Linked DNA regions of Mus musculus: regions 2 and 3 are each linked to region 1. A link is a loop called in an ENCODE intact Hi-C map of the cell type or tissue named here. Cell type or tissue: heart. All regions are shown on one strand. Region 1 overlaps Ttc25 (tetratricopeptide repeat domain 25). Region 2 overlaps Nkiras2 (NFKB inhibitor interacting Ras-like protein 2). Region 3 holds the start of Kcnh4 (potassium voltage-gated channel, subfamily H (eag-related), member 4).

Region 1 (5,000 bases):
GCAAAGCCAGGAGGTAGCTCAGGCTTGTCCAGCCCCGCCCCCACCTGTCTCCTCCCAAAGATACTGTTCCAGGTGGACCTCAGCCAAGTCCCATAAAGCCCTCTTCAGGGGTCCCCCACCTACCTCTTCTTGACCACCAGGTTCCTCAGGCGCTTTTCACAGGGAAGTTCTGGAGGCACACAGGTACAGGCATCCCCCCAGTATAATCATCTGCTAGAGTGGGTTTTGATGGGGGTGCCTCTCCTCTGAAGCAGGCCCCTGCTGAGAGGCCAGAGCACACAACTCAGCAGCACTGGCATGGCCAAGGGGGCCAGACTGGAGACACGGGTAGCAGCAGGAGCTTGAGAAAGGAGCAGGTCACCTTGTCAGTGACACCCCGAGGATGCACCCAATAGGAGATAGGCCTCAGGCTGAGCTTTGGAGGACAAGCAGGATTGGTCTGGAATAGCGGGGCACAGGGTGGGGGCAGAGAGCTGTGCTGGAGGGACAGGGGGTGCCAGAGAAGAGACCTTTTGGGAGGAAAGTTTATGATGTGGTGAGGCCAATACTTTCATATCGCAGTAGAAAAATCCCTCCCAAGAGACCCCCAGTGAACACCCCTGCTTCTTCTGTATTTCTCAGGGTAGCTTAGGCCTGACATATCGCTGCCCAGTTCTCGTTGAGGGACAGTCCCCGTGACACACACCTCAGAATGCCCACCTTCACTCCAGCCCTGCCACGTGTGTGCTCCACGAGTCTCGCTTGTGGCCCCTCTGACTTGATCCTCTCCCACATGACCACCCATGGAGAGCACAAGTATTTACCTTGCAGTTATTGTGGTAAGGTGGGCTGAGCCCATGCCTGTCTGGCTGTGATCCTGGCCCCATGTGAAGTTTAGTGTCCGCACAAAAACCAAGGCAAAAGCATAAGCCCTTGTCTGTGACCAAGGAGAGTGGGAGCGAGAGCCCTGGTCTCCTGGGAGGCAGGGCTTGGGGCTCTCCGAGAGGCAGCGCTGAGGTTACCCTGAAGGCTGGGCATTGACTTCATTAATTGATCCTCCGTGGCTCCTTGTGGGACCAGGTCTGAGACCCCTCCACCTACCCCTGCCTCTTGCGTTACCATTTCTAGATATGAAACCCAACTGGGCAGGCCCCAGAACCATGTTGTCCACCAGGCATCCAGTTACACATATCCTAAAGCCTCAGTATCCTAGAGCTCAGTGCCAGCCTCTGAGATGACTGACAAAGATGGAGGCTCTTCAAGACCTCACAGAAAGCAGGGTGTGGGGACATGCTTATAATCCCATCAGAGGCAGAAGCTGCAGCTCGGACCGACATACTTAATGAGTCCCTGTTTCAATTTAAAAAAAAAAAAGATTTATTTATTACTATACATAAATACACGGTAGCTGTCTTCAGACACACCAGAAGAGGGCGTCAGATCTCATTATGGGTGGTTGTGAGCCACCATGTGGTTGCTAGGATTTGAACTCAGGATCTTCAGAAGAGCAGTCAGTGCTCTTAACTGCTGACTCATCTCCCCAGCCCAAGAGACCCTGTTTCAAAACAAAAAGCAACCAGGTGGCGCATGTAATCCCAGCATGTAGCAAGTAGAGGCAGGAATTTGAGGCCAGCCTGGGATAGAGAGCAATAGCCTGTCTCCAAAAAAAAAAAAAAAAAGAAAGTGTTCACCAGCTCCTCTGACTTCCACAGGCCTTGGACGATGCCAACAAGGGCATCATCGAAGAACTTAAGAAAACGAACTACAGGGAGATACTCAGGGAAAAGGCAGAGAGACGTGAGTCACTACCCCTTCCGTCCCTCCCCCACCCTTCTCTGCCAGTTATCCTGCCTCACTCACCAGTCACTCCCAAGGCCAGGTTGGCATTGCCCTCTGAGTATGCTCACTCACGCAGTTGCCAACAGCAGCTGAATCTCTTCCTGGATCAGGACGGGGATGGCCTGGCTTTGCCCCCAGCCCAGCTGCCCTGTAACTTCGTTCTTCCTTCTTCCATTCTGTCTTCAGGTTATTCGTGGGGTATTTACCATTTTTATCACTTGCAGTGTGCCAGGTAGGTGTTAGATTCTCAGACAGACCAGGGACTCTTCTCTGCAGGGCCCACAGCCCACAGGACCATTACTCTGTAGCAGGGAATGGCCATCACTTCCTGACGTTCCTCTAGTCTCTCCCCACCAAGTCCTGGGTTTACAGGTGTTTGCCTCCAGTTCTCAGGGCTCAGGACTCAGGGTCATCCATCCATTGCACCATCTCTCCAGTGCCTGCCTCGTGGTAGCTGATTCCCTCAAAGAGAGGTCAGTCCTCTGTTTGGAGATTGCATGGAGCAGTTAAAAAGCCACTGGAGTGATGGATAGGGGCTGGGGAGTGGGGGGTGGGCAGAAAAGCAACTTCTCCTCTGGGCCAGCCACAGGCAGAGGAAAGACCTCATGCCTTCTCATGGGGGCACTTCCTTCTCTGAACAGAAGAGGGCACTGTTGTCTATCTTTTTACCTTGGGATGGCTGAGCCCCTTTTCCACTGACTTCGCCATGAGCGGCTTCCAGGAAGAAGAGCATGAAGGATACCCAGGATGCGATGGTGACTTTTCTGTATTTATCAGCCAAGGAGCAAGAATCATTAAGACGGCGGCTCTCCAGCAGCCCCTCTTACTCACAGCCTGCTCACATGTTTACAAAAGAACTGGACACTGACTGCTCCCCAGGGACAAACACAATGGTGGCAGGATGGGGCCAGTGGGGGGGGAGAAAAAAAAAAAAGACCCCGTGTCCCCTGTCAACACCTATGCCATTTTTGTCCAGGAAGGAAGGATGTCTTTTGCATCACAGCAGTGGGAGGCAGGGTTGTGGGAAGATCTGATACAGTGTGACAGTACCATTGTGGGAGGGTCTGATACAGTGTGACAGTACCAGAGCAGTGGCTGCTCACAGGGCATGGAGCAAAGAGTAAAGCACCAGTGCCATTTCCTGTAGGGAAAGAAGCCTGTGTTCTTGGGTCAGGCCGTCCAGGGTTCTAATTCTGGTTTCGGTCTTTCTTGGACTGTGGTGAGTTCTCCTTTGTGCCAGTATCGGGCTCCCTTGCAATTGCGTGGTAATCCAGCGGTGTGACATATGCGGTGGCATCTCACCCGATGGCACAGCAGAGCCTCTCCGGGACCCGAGCAATGATTGGCTCCCTCCCTTGGAAAGAGTGTGACATGTGACACCATGTGACCGAGGCCACCCTCAGGTCTTTGCATGGGCCGCGCGTTTCACCCTGCACCCACCCCGTTCTGTTTTTCAGAGGACATCATGTCACAGATGGATTTGCAGGGAGCATCTGAGAAGGAGCCGCTGCGAGGGCGAGAGGAGCAGGAGAGGGTGGTGAAGCAGTGGGAGAGGGACCAGGAAAGTGAGAGAGAAGCCACGGATGACGAGCAAGACAGGAAAAGCTCGGGAGGACTCAGCAAAAAACTGTTGGGAGACGGTCACTCGTCAAACCTAGGGATTAGGAGAGAGTCCAGAGAAATCTACAGAAGGCTCTCGGACTACTCCAGCCACCTACCCTCAGAGGACGGCAGCCAAAAACAAGAGAAGAAACAAGCAGAAGCAGCCAAAGGGGAGGTCCAAAAGTTGGAGAAGACAAAAGAGGAATAATCTAAAGCCCAGGCTACTTAACAACAGAGAAGGGATGAAGACCGCTCAGTAGGCTCCGAGGTTCAGGCGGACAGTGTTCCCAGGTGTTTTGGAGAGGAAACACTGGGAGACTCACTCCTACAGACCCCCCGCCCCCGTTTCTCCATTAAATATGCGCCTTTAACTTTTATAGATCTTGAGTGACACTGTGCTGCCTCCCACCCCTCGTTCTCAGTAGGGACCAATGGAAGAGATGAGCAGGGTGGGTGGAGAAGCAGGTGAGTGTCTGAGAGCGCAGAACCCTGAAAGAACAGGAAAGGAAAGCCCCGAGAACCGTTGACTCAGTTTCCCCAGGATGTACAAGGCTTGGGAGTGGGGTGGAGATATACAGAAACCCCAGCTCTGCTGACATCATCCATCTTATAAAGCCTGTAGGCCTTCAGAGTAGATTGGAGTAAAAGCTGTGTCTACCGGCAGACTGTCTGGGAGAAGAGTCCCAGAATGTGCGGCCTCCTCTGTGCAGCCTTAAGCTGCCCTGGGAATATTATGTTCTAGAACAGCACAGAAATCCCACTGAGAAGGCTGTGACTTCCTAGAGTTAGCGAATAAACATCTGGCCTCAAAAGGATCAGCCTGGGCTGGAGAGATGGCTCAGTGGTTAACAGCAGTCCTGAGTTCAATTCCCAGCAACCATGTGGTGGCTCACAACTGTCTGTAATGGGATCTGATGCCCTCTTCTAGTGGATCTGAAAACAGCAACAGTGTTCTCATACACATAAAATAAATAAATAAATCTGGAAAAAAAAAAGATCAGGCCATCTTAGGGTTTTAACTACTGTGAACAGACACCGTGACCAAGGCAACTCTTAGACAACATTTAATTGGGGATGGTGGTTTACAGGTTCAGACGATTATTATTAAGGTGGGATTGTGGCAGAATCCAGGCAGGCTGGAGGACCTGAGAGTTCTATATCTTCATCTGAAGGCTGCTATGAGAAGACTGACTTCCAGGAAGCTAGAATGAGGGTCTTAAAGCCCATGTCCACAGTGACACACTTTCTCCAACAGAGTCACACCTCCTAATGGTGCCACACCCTGGGCCAAGCATATACAAACCATCATGCAAGGCCTTTGCCATGTGGTCCAGAAGCAGGGATAAAGATGACTTAGGCTGGATGAAGCCAGGATTCCAGTCAAGTGAGAGGCAATTCAAAGGCAGAATGACTTTGGTCCCCAAACTTATCCCCAGGTCAAGTCCAGGAACTTGTGCCTACTAGACAAGTCTTCTAACACCAAGCTATAGTCCCAGTCCCTAGATAAAAGTATTTTAAATCATGTCTTTTTAAAATTACATTTTAAATGAGGCCGGAGAGATAGCGCAGAGGCTAAGAGC
Region 2 (5,000 bases), 57 kb after region 1:
ACAAGAAGGAGGTACATGTCCTAGACTTCTGCTGGGAGCCCAGTGGTAGGAGAGCATGAGCGTGGGTCCTCGGTATGCTTTCGGGTGTATACTGGCTGGTTTTGTGTGTCAACTTGACACAGCTGGAGTTAGCACAGAGAAAGGCACTTAAGGTGAGGAAATGCCTCCATAAGATCCTGCTGTGGGGCATTTTCTCAATTAGTGATCAAGAGTGGAGGGCCCCTTGTGGGTGGTGCCATCCCTGGGCTAGTAGTCTTGGGTTCTATAAGAAAGCAAGCTGAGAAGCAAGCCAGTAAAGAACATCCCTCCATGGCCTCTGCATCAGCTCCTGCTTCCTGCCCTGCTTGAGTTTCAGTCCTGACTTCCTTTGATGATGAACAGCAATGTGGAAAATGCAAGCTGAATCAACCCTTTCCTCCCCAACTTGCTTCTTGGTCATGATGTTTTGTGCAGGAATAGAAACCCTGACTGAGACAGGGTGCTGGCATGATTCCCAGTTGTGCGCATTTGCCAAGAGGTAGTTTAGGAGCTAGAAGGCCGGGAAGATCATTGGAGAGGGTCTTCAACCCACACAAGAGGTAGTGGGCCACATGATAGGAGAGCTCAATCGCTGAGTCTTCTTCTTGGTTTACTAGGTTCCCTCCTAGCACATGAAGCGCGGTCTAGTTTTCCTTCTCTGGGGCTCTGTGTTCTTGCTAGTCCTCCAGAAGTCCTCTGGGAACTGCATCCTCCCCAGCTGTTGGCCAGAAACAGCTGATGGCTACACCTGGTCCTGAGCCACTGCATGCCGACAGTCCCTGTTCTCATCTGTCCTCTCCAGGTCACCATCGTGGTCCTTGGCAACAAGTGTGACCTGCAGGAGCAGCGTCGCGTAGACCCTGACGTGGCCCAGCACTGGGCCAAGTCCGAGAAGGTGAAGCTATGGGAGGTGTCGGTGGCTGACCGACGCTCCCTCCTAGAGCCTTTCATCTACCTGGCCAGCAAGATGACCCAGCCGCAGAGCAAGTCTGCCTTCCCCCTCAGCCGCAAGAACAAGGGCAGCGGCTCCTTGGATGGCTGAATAGCTGCCCTTCTTGCTTCACCATTCCAAGCCCATTCCGGGATGGGTGGCGAGCACAGGGTGCATAAGCAAGCTGTTCTTCCCAGTCGGTAGGGGAGTGACCCTCTAGGACAGGAAGCTGGGCTGGCCCAGGCCAGTGCCACCTTTGTCCTCTCTTAACTCCAAGAAGTGCAAGTGAACTTGATTGTTGGCCCTCCCTTGACCTTCCATAATAGTTCCCACCCCTCCCCCAGCTGACCATATTTTCTCCACTGTCACCTAGACACTTATGGGTTAGTGTCCCTTCCATCTGCCTGGTGCAGGAAGCAGGGCCGTCATGCCAACGCGCCCAGTCCAGGATCTGCCTCCTATCAGGGATCCCAACTCTGAATTTCCTGCCACTAACATACACACAGTACCAGCCTTAAAACAAAAGACTAGGTACTGTAAGCATACATTTGTGCGAGCTGGCTTAGGGTTGGTTCCTCATCCTCCACCCTGACCTTTCCTCTGGCCTGTTCAAGGCCTGGTAAAGTCAGGCTCCTGGGAGTGGCATTTCCTGTTTGACCTCTACCCATCTCCCAGTTGTTTCACTTCCTCTTCCTGTTCCAGGAGCAGAGGTCTTATTGGCTGAGGTAGAGTGGAGTGATGACTGGGCTGTCACATGCCCTGAGACTTAGCAAGACTCTTCTCCCCTGAGCGTCAGTCTTCTCGTATGTGAGTTGACAGAAGCTTGGATGTCACCTAGAGCCACGGGTAGCGCTGTGACTTTTCTAAAGCTGGTGGCTTGGGCCTCCTGTGTGTCTTCTGCCCCTGCTCCACCCTCTTTAAGGTGCTACACCTACCGGCCCTGGAGGCTGGACGGCCTCTCTTAACCACCAGGGGGCAGGGGTGCACTCTGCTCAGTGCTGCGAGCGAGCGGCTGTCTATTAACCTGCCCAACAGGGTAGTGTCCATCCCTCCTGGTTGGTTTTGGCTAGTAGCTGGACTTTATATTTATACTCTCTCTGTATTTATGCACCTGCTGCTCTGGTGAAGGTGGGATAAGCCGCGCCCCCAGCCCTTCTTTCTTACCTCAGATGCCTGAAGAGAACCAGGCAGCCCAGTAGCAGCTTCCCAGGAGCTGACAAGCCTTCCATCAGAGGCTTGTGCTATCAAGTGAGCTTATCACCCACAACCTGCGGTGCCCACTCCGTGCTTCTGATGTGCACACCTCACACGGGTTAAACACTATGGCCAGGCCACCTCCAATACCCTCTCCTCCTCCTAGAACAGGCGAGGGGGGGCTGGTGCCCAGGCCTGGGCAAGGAGAGTCTGGGCACCTACAGGCTCAGGCTTGAAGTTCATTTATTGATGTGTTGGACACAATAAAACCACAACTGCTATTATCAAAAAGTTTCCCGTCCCCTACCCCTTTTCTTGTCCCATTGGAAATATCTTTCAAAAAAAGGGGGATATAGGTGGATCCTGGTGAAATCCCATGTCGAATGGGGGAATGGCACTGGCTTTGGTGACATGAAAGTTGATCTTGAGGGTTTACTGGACCATGTACCAGCCCGAAACGCCACACTTGGGATGGCCAGACCCAGTGTGGAATGGAGAGTCCCTAGGCTGAGGGAGACCCAGAGCCCCTTTAGAGTTGGGGTTCAAGAGAAACCACTGAAAGGCTAAGATAAGAAGAGCTGTAGTGCCGGGTGTGGTGGTGCACGCCTTTAGTCCCAGCACTCGGGAGGCAGAGGCAGGCAGATTTCTGAGTTCGAGGCCAGCCTGGTCTACAAAGTGAGTTCCAGGACAGCCAGGGCTATTGTGTCAAAGCCAGACCAGGCAGGGTGGTGTGTGCCTTTAGTTCCGTTACTTAAGAGGCAGAGGCAGGTAGATTTTTTGAGTTTGCCAGCCTGAGCATACAGTCCCAGACCAGCCAGGATGACACAGTCAGGCCCAGCCTGAACACCACTTTTCCCTTCAAGCCCCACCCCCACGAGCAGATGGCGCGTCATCTCAACTCTGCCTCACTTTCACAGTACATTTTTTAAGAACTTTGGGGCCTCTTATCTCTATGGCCCTTTGCCATACATACCCTGTAGTCTACTTGTGGTTGTTTTGGTGTTTGAGACAGTGTCTAGCTATATGGCTCAAACTGACTTTGAACTCGTAATCCAGGCCCTAGGATTGCAGGAATGCACCACCATACCTGGCTACCCCATGGTAAATATGCCTGATAGGTTCCAGCCCACTTCAGTTTGAGATCCCTGTCTCTAGTGATTGTCCAGACCGCTCTAGAACATGGCAGGAGAGGCTGGCCCTTGGGAGCTAAAATGCTGTCAGCTCTGTGTACGTCTCTAGTTGGGGTCTGGGTATGAGAGCACCATGAGACTGGGGCTGTGGTTTTTGCATAGATCTTTGGGATTTGTTAAATCATAGATGCAGGGCAGCCTAGGGCTGGCCCAGGAAAGGAGGGTAGTGGTGGTCCTCAGAGCCAGGGGACTGGAGAACCCCAGTCTGAGTGAAGGGCAGCTACCCAGGTTGGGTGGGAACCCGGAAACTGCAAAAGGCAGTCTCTGTGGGATGTGGAGACAAGTGTCTGACTGGAAGAGATAGGATGTGGCCATTCTGAGTCCACTAATAGGGAGCAAAAAGGATGGGTCCTGCAGCAGGGCGGACAGCTCCTGCTGGAGAACGAAACAGAGCTGGGCCCAGGACAGGAGCTGGGAAGAGGGTAGCAGCTGCTGTTGCAGCAGGCCGGAGGGTCAGGGGCCCTGGCAGGGCACAGATGGCAGCAGCTGTGGTGGGCAGCGGACCAGGCAGGAAGCGGGCTGCCAGCGTCTTGGTGAGTTGCTTCTGCAAGGCCAATTTAGACTACAATAAAAACAGAAATGGAGAGGGTCTCTGATACCAGAGAAGCCCGCCCCCTCCCTGGGACACATCCAGGAGCCTTTTTGCCTCGGGGACGTGCCTTTTAGAGTTCTAAGTCTAACCTCCTCCCTCCCGCCCCCAAACAGTCATGCCAGGGGGCCTTGCTGTGCCAGCTGTCTTCCTGCCCAGCAGATGGACAGCCTCGGGACGGGCCGCACTGTGAGGGGTAGGAAGAGATGGTCTCTAGGATAAGCACACCCACCCCTGGCTTTTGCCCTTCATATTATGACCTTAGGCCCAGCCCACCCGCAGGAAATTCCTCTGGGTATGGCCCACCTCCACCCCCTAACCCTGTCCCTGCTCAGGCAGCTGCAGGACCAGCAGCCTCCCTCTTGCCACACCCCAAGCCTTTCAGCTGGCCCTGCCTCCTCCTCTCTCCCATATAGACCATGGTCCTCCTAGAGACAGGTACCTTGAGAACACTCACAGCCAGTGCTGTGTGCTTCTGCAGCTTGTTATGCTGGCTGGAGGACTTGGGGGGCTTCCCAGCCAGCCGGTCTTTGTGCCTCCGGCTGCTCATGTGCTGACAGACAGACAGACAGACAGACAGAGAATGAGATGAGGAAGCCCACAGAACCCAAACTATTCTATTGTCAGACTATCTCAGACTTCCTCTTATCCATAGTTCGTACGTTCAACACACACACAAGGGGCTCTCAGGCGTGGGACAGTCCTGGACAGCCTAGCCACATCCATCCCTCAGTGGGCATCAATGCCTCCTCCCTTGCTCTGATACCCATCCTATCCTGGTCTCCCTTCTCCTACCTGCTTGAGCTGGGTCTCTGAATTGACATGGAGCTGACAGAGGGCACAATGGAAAGGAGGGCTGGGTCCCTGCCGGCCCCCACGATTTCCTATCACTCTCTTGGTCTTGTGTCCAGTCCCTCCTCGGGACACAGGACGGCCCCGGCCCCTTCGGGGAGCCCCTTGATGACCTTCCACCATCCATCTGTGCTTAGCTCCTGGAAGGAAAGAAAACGGTCTCTCAGTACGGAAGGGAGGCCATAGCATCAAACTAGGTTAGCTTGGCTACCCCTCCGCACACACA
Region 3 (5,000 bases), 190 kb after region 1:
GGCACAAAGAGCCGCTTTTGCCTTGAGTCACACCCCCTAACCTTCCCCTCCACCCTCGGCGCTTCATGTCTTGATCTCCACTCTCAAGGGTTCTGCACCCCGTTTCTTTGCCACGGTTTTAGGAGATCCAGCACTCCATTCTCTCTCCTCTGATCTCACCACATCCAGATACCCACCCTGTCCCAAGGAGACTTGACCCAGCCGGCCCAACTCACGCGTGCCGTCAAAGCGGGTGGCGATGGTGTCCAGAAAGGTGTTTTGCGGGGCCAGCAACCCCTTCATGACCGGCATGGCCCCGGGTACGGATTCGAGGCGTTGCGCGGGCTGCGTTCAGCGCGGCCTGGCCGGAGGGGGCGCGCTACCGGCGGGGCCGGGGCGCCCCATGCGCCGGCCTGCCTCCTCCCCTCCTCTCGCCGCCGCTGCCTGTGTGCTCTGAACCTGTTAGTTCTAAGCTCTGCTCCGCAGCACTTCGAGAGCCGCCACCCCCACCCCGCCCCACCTCCCCACGGGTCAGGTTTTCCCCGGAGGGCTCGGCCCGCGCCCACCACGTGGCTCCGCACCGGGAGGGGCCGCCAGAGACACCCGAAGCCCTCCTCTGTGGCCCTCCTCCCAGAGGGGAGCGGCCCACGCGTGTCTCTTGGGGAGAGACTCGGAGACACGCCCACCATCCAGGCTTGAGGTGATGAAGTGGGACTGGAACGGTAGCCACGCCCTTCTTTCAGGGTGATCACGCCCCTACGCGTGGTTCCCTGGCTGCTCCAGTAGCTCCACCCCACGGGTTTCCCCGCGCGGCCCACGCTGCGACTGGTGTCTGGTTGACAGTGCCTCCTGCTGGAATTGGGATATTTTTCTTTCTTCCTTCCTTCCTTCCTTCCTTCCTTCCTTCCTTCCTTCCTTTCTTTCTTTCTTTCTTTCTTTCTTTCTTTCTTTCTTTTAAAAGGTTGTTTCATTTATATATTTTTGCATTTGTGTGTGTGTGTACATTTCTGTTCCAGTAGTGCAGATATGGAGGTCAGAGGCCAACTTTCTGAAGTCGGTTCTCTCACTTTGTGGGTCCCTAGGATGGAACTCAGTTCTTCAGTCTTGACAGCAAGATCTTTGTCCACTGAACCATCTTGCTGGCCCTGCTGTCTCTACTTTAGGATTTTACATTACTGTTGTAGGACTGCTACAGCAACGGGACACCGAATGTTGGCTTAAACGATTTTGGGATCTGGAAATCTGAGTTCAAGGTCAACTCAGGGCTGGATTCCTCTGAAGGCTGTGAAGAAGAGTCTCTTTCTTCCATACTCTCCCCTAGCTTCTCCCTTGGCTGGTGACCTGTGGCATTTCTTAGCTAGTGGGTACATTGCCCTGGTCTTTATTTCCATGTTCACGTGAGTTCTTCCTGTTTCTCCTAATCCCCTGTGTACCCTAATCCCCCCACCCCCACCCCGTTGTTGTTGTTGTTTTTTAAGAACACTACTTATACTGGATTACAGGTCTACCATACTCTGCTCCTGTCTCATTTTAGCTGACAACATTGGCAAGGTCACTTTCTAAATGCTGGGGGTGGGGTGGAGTGGGTTAATATTGCAGCGTGTGAATTTGGGGGAAGCACACTTCAACCTGCAATAGGCACCTTTGGCTGGAGCAGGAGACAAATCTTTGCCCATTCTCTGCTTAAAACCATCCCCAGACTTCTCATTCTATACAACAAGGTGTAACATCTGCTGCTCCTATGCAATGGCTGCACAAACTTACCCACCTCCTTCCCAGTGTGGCATTGCTCACACACCACGGTACAGTGGACCACACTATGGATGCTCTGGGAGGCTCCTCATGAAAGCTCAGATGCCTTGCTTCTTCTGCAGCCTTACATCCAGCCCTTGCCAGGTGGACTCTGTGCCCTTGTATTGGACCTCTCTGTGTAGGTCCCTATTATAAAACAGTGGGGGCTGAGGATGTAGCAGTCGATAGAGTGATTGCTTAATTAATATATATGAAGCTCCGGGATCAGTCCTCCAGCATTTGCATAAAGGAGGCGTGGTGGAGCACACTTGCAGTATCAACACCACCGGGGAAATAGAGGGTAGTAAGATCGGGTCATTTAAGTATAAGGTCATGCTGATCTTTCCAGGGCAACCGAGGATACCCTGTTTCTAAATAAATAAAGTAGGTAGTAGAACAACATGAGGGCACATCGGTACCTCATTTCCACCCTCCCAAATGTGTAGCACACACCCCAGGACTGCAAGGTTCCTTGCTGGATTCTTCCCGACCAAATAAGTATTTGCAATGAGAAACACAAGCTGCTTCCAGGCCCTAGACTCGTCACAATTCTCAAGATGCTTTCCCGCCCCCTGGAGGCCTGAACTTGACACACAGAAACATAGATTAGTCACACCAACAGAGAATCGTCTTTATTGCCATTTACCAAGAGACTGACAGCGGCGAGCAGAGGGGGAAGTTTGGATCAGGACAAGGATAGAAGATGGGTTCAGACTCCGGACCCTCCCCGGGGTGCTAAAGCGGTGGTAGTTACGGTCGGACAGCCGCGACCAGAGCAGGGATGTGGCTCTAGCTCTGCGCCTGCGCGGCGGCCCATGGTCAGGATGCCAGCTGCGTGGTTACCGTTGGCCTGAAGGAGGCGCTGCAGCCGTCCCTGGAGGCCTGGAGGTCCAGGCCGCCGCTTTCCCAGAGTCAGGATACCCGCAGCGTGGTTGCCAGCTCCGTGCAACAGTTCGTAGAGACGGCAGGAACACGTCTTCTGGCGACAGCAGTCGGGCAGAGGCTGTGCGTCCACCCCAAGCGACAGCAGCGCCGGCGGCAGCAGTAGCAGCAGCAGCAGCGTCACGGCGGCCCAGGGAACCTAAAGGGGGACAGAGACAAGGTGCAAATGGGTTTCACTCCACACAGCCAGTTGGCTCTGAACCTCTTGTTGCCATAGATCCTGCTAGGCTGTCATTGGGTTTCCTGCGGCTGGCTCCTTTGTCAATTCATCCTTCAATACACAACTGAGCCTTATCGTCTTCGAAACCTTCATAGGCTTCTCTGGGGTAGAAGAAGTTTGTCCTGTGCAAACATATTTAAAGGCTTGACTCTCCACCCACAGACAGGTGCTTCTAAGTCTGTCTGCACCAAACTTACTAGCCCTTCCCTCCACACACAGCAGGTTTGTTCCTTTGCTGGGGAAACTGTACATTGTGGCTTTGATCTAGTTTCTCACCCCCTTGGGATAGCCCTTCCTCACCTACAAACCAGGCATAAAATCATCCCTACTACCCTGTTGAGTGCAAGACATAACTGACAAGCACAGAGAACATCGGAAATACAAGAACTCATTAAACGTGAGCTCCCACACAATGGCGTACCCAGTGTTAACCAAGGAGGCAGGTTGCCAAGAACCCACCCATACTCCTCTCTCAGTGCTACACGCTAGAAAGAGCATATGAGCCCAGTCCTCGGCAAGCACTATCATGGCCTCAGTAGTCTGATGATTTATGTCCCTGTTTCTGGCTCTTTACCTTTGTAGAAGGAAAGTTCATGGTGCCTGGAGCTCAGGGGAAAGTAATCTGGAGAGATGATCTCTTCAGTGCAGTGGTCCAAATACCCAAGAAGTCTGAGGCCGTCGTCTTCAGTGGCTCGCTTCCAGGGGCCAGGGGTTTATAATGCTCTGAGGTGTGTGTGCGGGGGAGACATGAGTATGTGTGTCCACCTTAAACCAGACAAAGGCATGTCTAAGATTAGCATCTTGCAGGGGAACCGTTTCCAGGTTGGACCCAAAGAATGGCCGCCCTGTCCCTGGTCCCCAGCTTGTCTGTCTGCCTGTTCCTTGGAGATAGGGCAGTTTCCGAGTACTAATGAGGTTACCTTGCACCCAGGAATCTAAGTTCACAAAAGAGGCCTTGGCTGGGACACTGGAAGGAGACAATGGGGGGGGGGACAGTTGCTAATTAGGGGCAGAAATGGCAGTCTGAGAATTACTGTCTATGGTATGTTGAAGGTAGGGAGGGTACCTGGGTGGCATACCCTCTCACCCCCACTGACTCTGTGGTCCATCAGGTTCCAGGGCCTTTTCCTCCATGGAAACAGCTTTTGACACCCTACTCCCCAACCCCTACCCCACCCCCCAGCTCTCCTTTTCTTCTGTCCCTTTCACCAAACTCCTCCATGGAAAGTCCTGGAGACTTACTGTGGGCCACGGGTGAGAGAGCAGCCAAGCCTGGAGTTCAGAAGCTGATGAAGGGTAGACATCTCCTGGGCCAGTAGAGAAGAGGGTAGTCTTACTCTGCCATCTCCAGGATTGAGCCACCATGGAACAGGGTGTGGGTGGTCAAGGACTCAAGCCACTTCCAGGCCAGGGTTCACCTTCAGGGTCCTTTTAAGAAGCCCTTGATAAAGCCGGGCAGTGGTGGTGCACGCCTTTAATCCCAGCACTTGGGAGGCAGAGGCAGGTGGATTTCTGAGTTTGAGGCCAGCCTGGTCTACAGAGTGAGTTCCAGGACAGCCAGAGCTACACAGAGAAACCCTGCCCCCCCAAAAAAAAAAACCCAAAAGAAAAAAAGAAAGAAAGAAAGAAAGAAAGAAAGAAAGAAAGAAAGAAAGAAAGAAAGGAAGAAAGAAGCCCTTGATGTAGATCAGTCCTGCATGGGTGCAGGGACAGTTGTGTGTCTACCTATTTTCTTTTCTTTTCTTTTTTTTTTTTTGATTTTTCGAGACAGGGTTTCTCTGTGTAGCCCTGGCTGTCCTGGAACTCACTCTGTAGACCAGGCTGGCCTCGAACTCAGAAATCCACCTGCCTCTGCCTCCCAAGTGCTGGGATTAAAGGCATGCGCCACCACGCCCAGCCCACCTATTTTCTTAAATTTTCTTATTTTTAGATTTATATGTATGAGTGCTTACCAGTGTGGAGGGATCTATACTGCACATGTGCCTGGTGCCTGTGACTACCAAAGGAGGGTTTTGGAACCCCTGGAACTGGAGTTATAGAGAGTTGTGAGCCACCAGGTAGGCACTGG

What was found. A loop is a pair of places that touch in the nucleus more often than their neighbours do. Peaks named below come from ENCODE experiments on the same cell type or tissue, not always from the same donor. Only the 100,000 strongest peaks of a DNase experiment are listed, where the experiment ranks them.
Region 2: a loop joins it to region 1, with 4 times the contacts of the local background. A loop is called at or near these places in 20 of 42 quality-filtered maps.
Region 3: it touches region 1 in a loop (2.9-fold over the local background); 8 of 42 quality-filtered maps call a loop at or near these places.

The regions. Positions count from the first base shown.
Region 1 is chr11:100,568,165-100,573,164 of GRCm38, forward strand. It overlaps Ttc25 (tetratricopeptide repeat domain 25), which reads left to right. Exons shown (of 12, transcript NM_028918.3): 11 at 1,692-1,776; 12 at 3,276-4,402. The coding sequence ends at 3,628. Among named protein-coding and RNA genes, the nearest start is that of Cnp, 4.3 kb to the right of the region's middle. In heart, CTCF peaks have their summits at 2,448 (motif pointing right) and 4,367; DNase peaks (open chromatin) are centred at 2,697 and 3,187; H3K4me3 peaks cover 1,686 bases; H3K27ac peaks cover 452 bases; H3K27me3 peaks cover 1,309 bases.
Region 2 is chr11:100,625,174-100,630,173 of GRCm38, forward strand. Nkiras2 (NFKB inhibitor interacting Ras-like protein 2) reads left to right here. Exons shown (of 4, transcript NM_028024.2): 3 at 1-11; 4 at 821-2,429. The coding sequence ends at 1,060. It overlaps Zfp385c (zinc finger protein 385C), which reads right to left. Exons shown (of 9, transcript NM_001373887.1): 7 at 4,718-4,914; 8 at 4,365-4,475; 9 at 2,370-3,895. The coding sequence ends at 3,659. Among named protein-coding and RNA genes, the nearest start is that of Nkiras2, 4.7 kb to the left of the region's middle. In heart, a CTCF peak has its summit at 1,904 (motif pointing right); DNase peaks (open chromatin) are centred at 1,168, 1,628 and 4,119; H3K27me3 peaks cover 447 bases.
Region 3 is chr11:100,759,315-100,764,314 of GRCm38, forward strand. Kcnh4 (potassium voltage-gated channel, subfamily H (eag-related), member 4) reads right to left here and starts at 464. Exons shown (of 17, transcript NM_001081194.2): 1 at 216-464. The coding sequence starts at 291. Hcrt (hypocretin) reads right to left here and starts at 3,617. Exons shown (of 2, transcript NM_010410.2): 1 at 3,507-3,617; 2 at 2,379-2,851. The coding sequence starts at 3,527. The coding sequence ends at 2,480. In heart, a CTCF peak has its summit at 2,597 (motif pointing right); DNase peaks (open chromatin) are centred at 747 and 2,597; H3K4me3 peaks cover 1,721 bases; H3K27ac peaks cover 466 bases; H3K27me3 peaks cover 3,670 bases.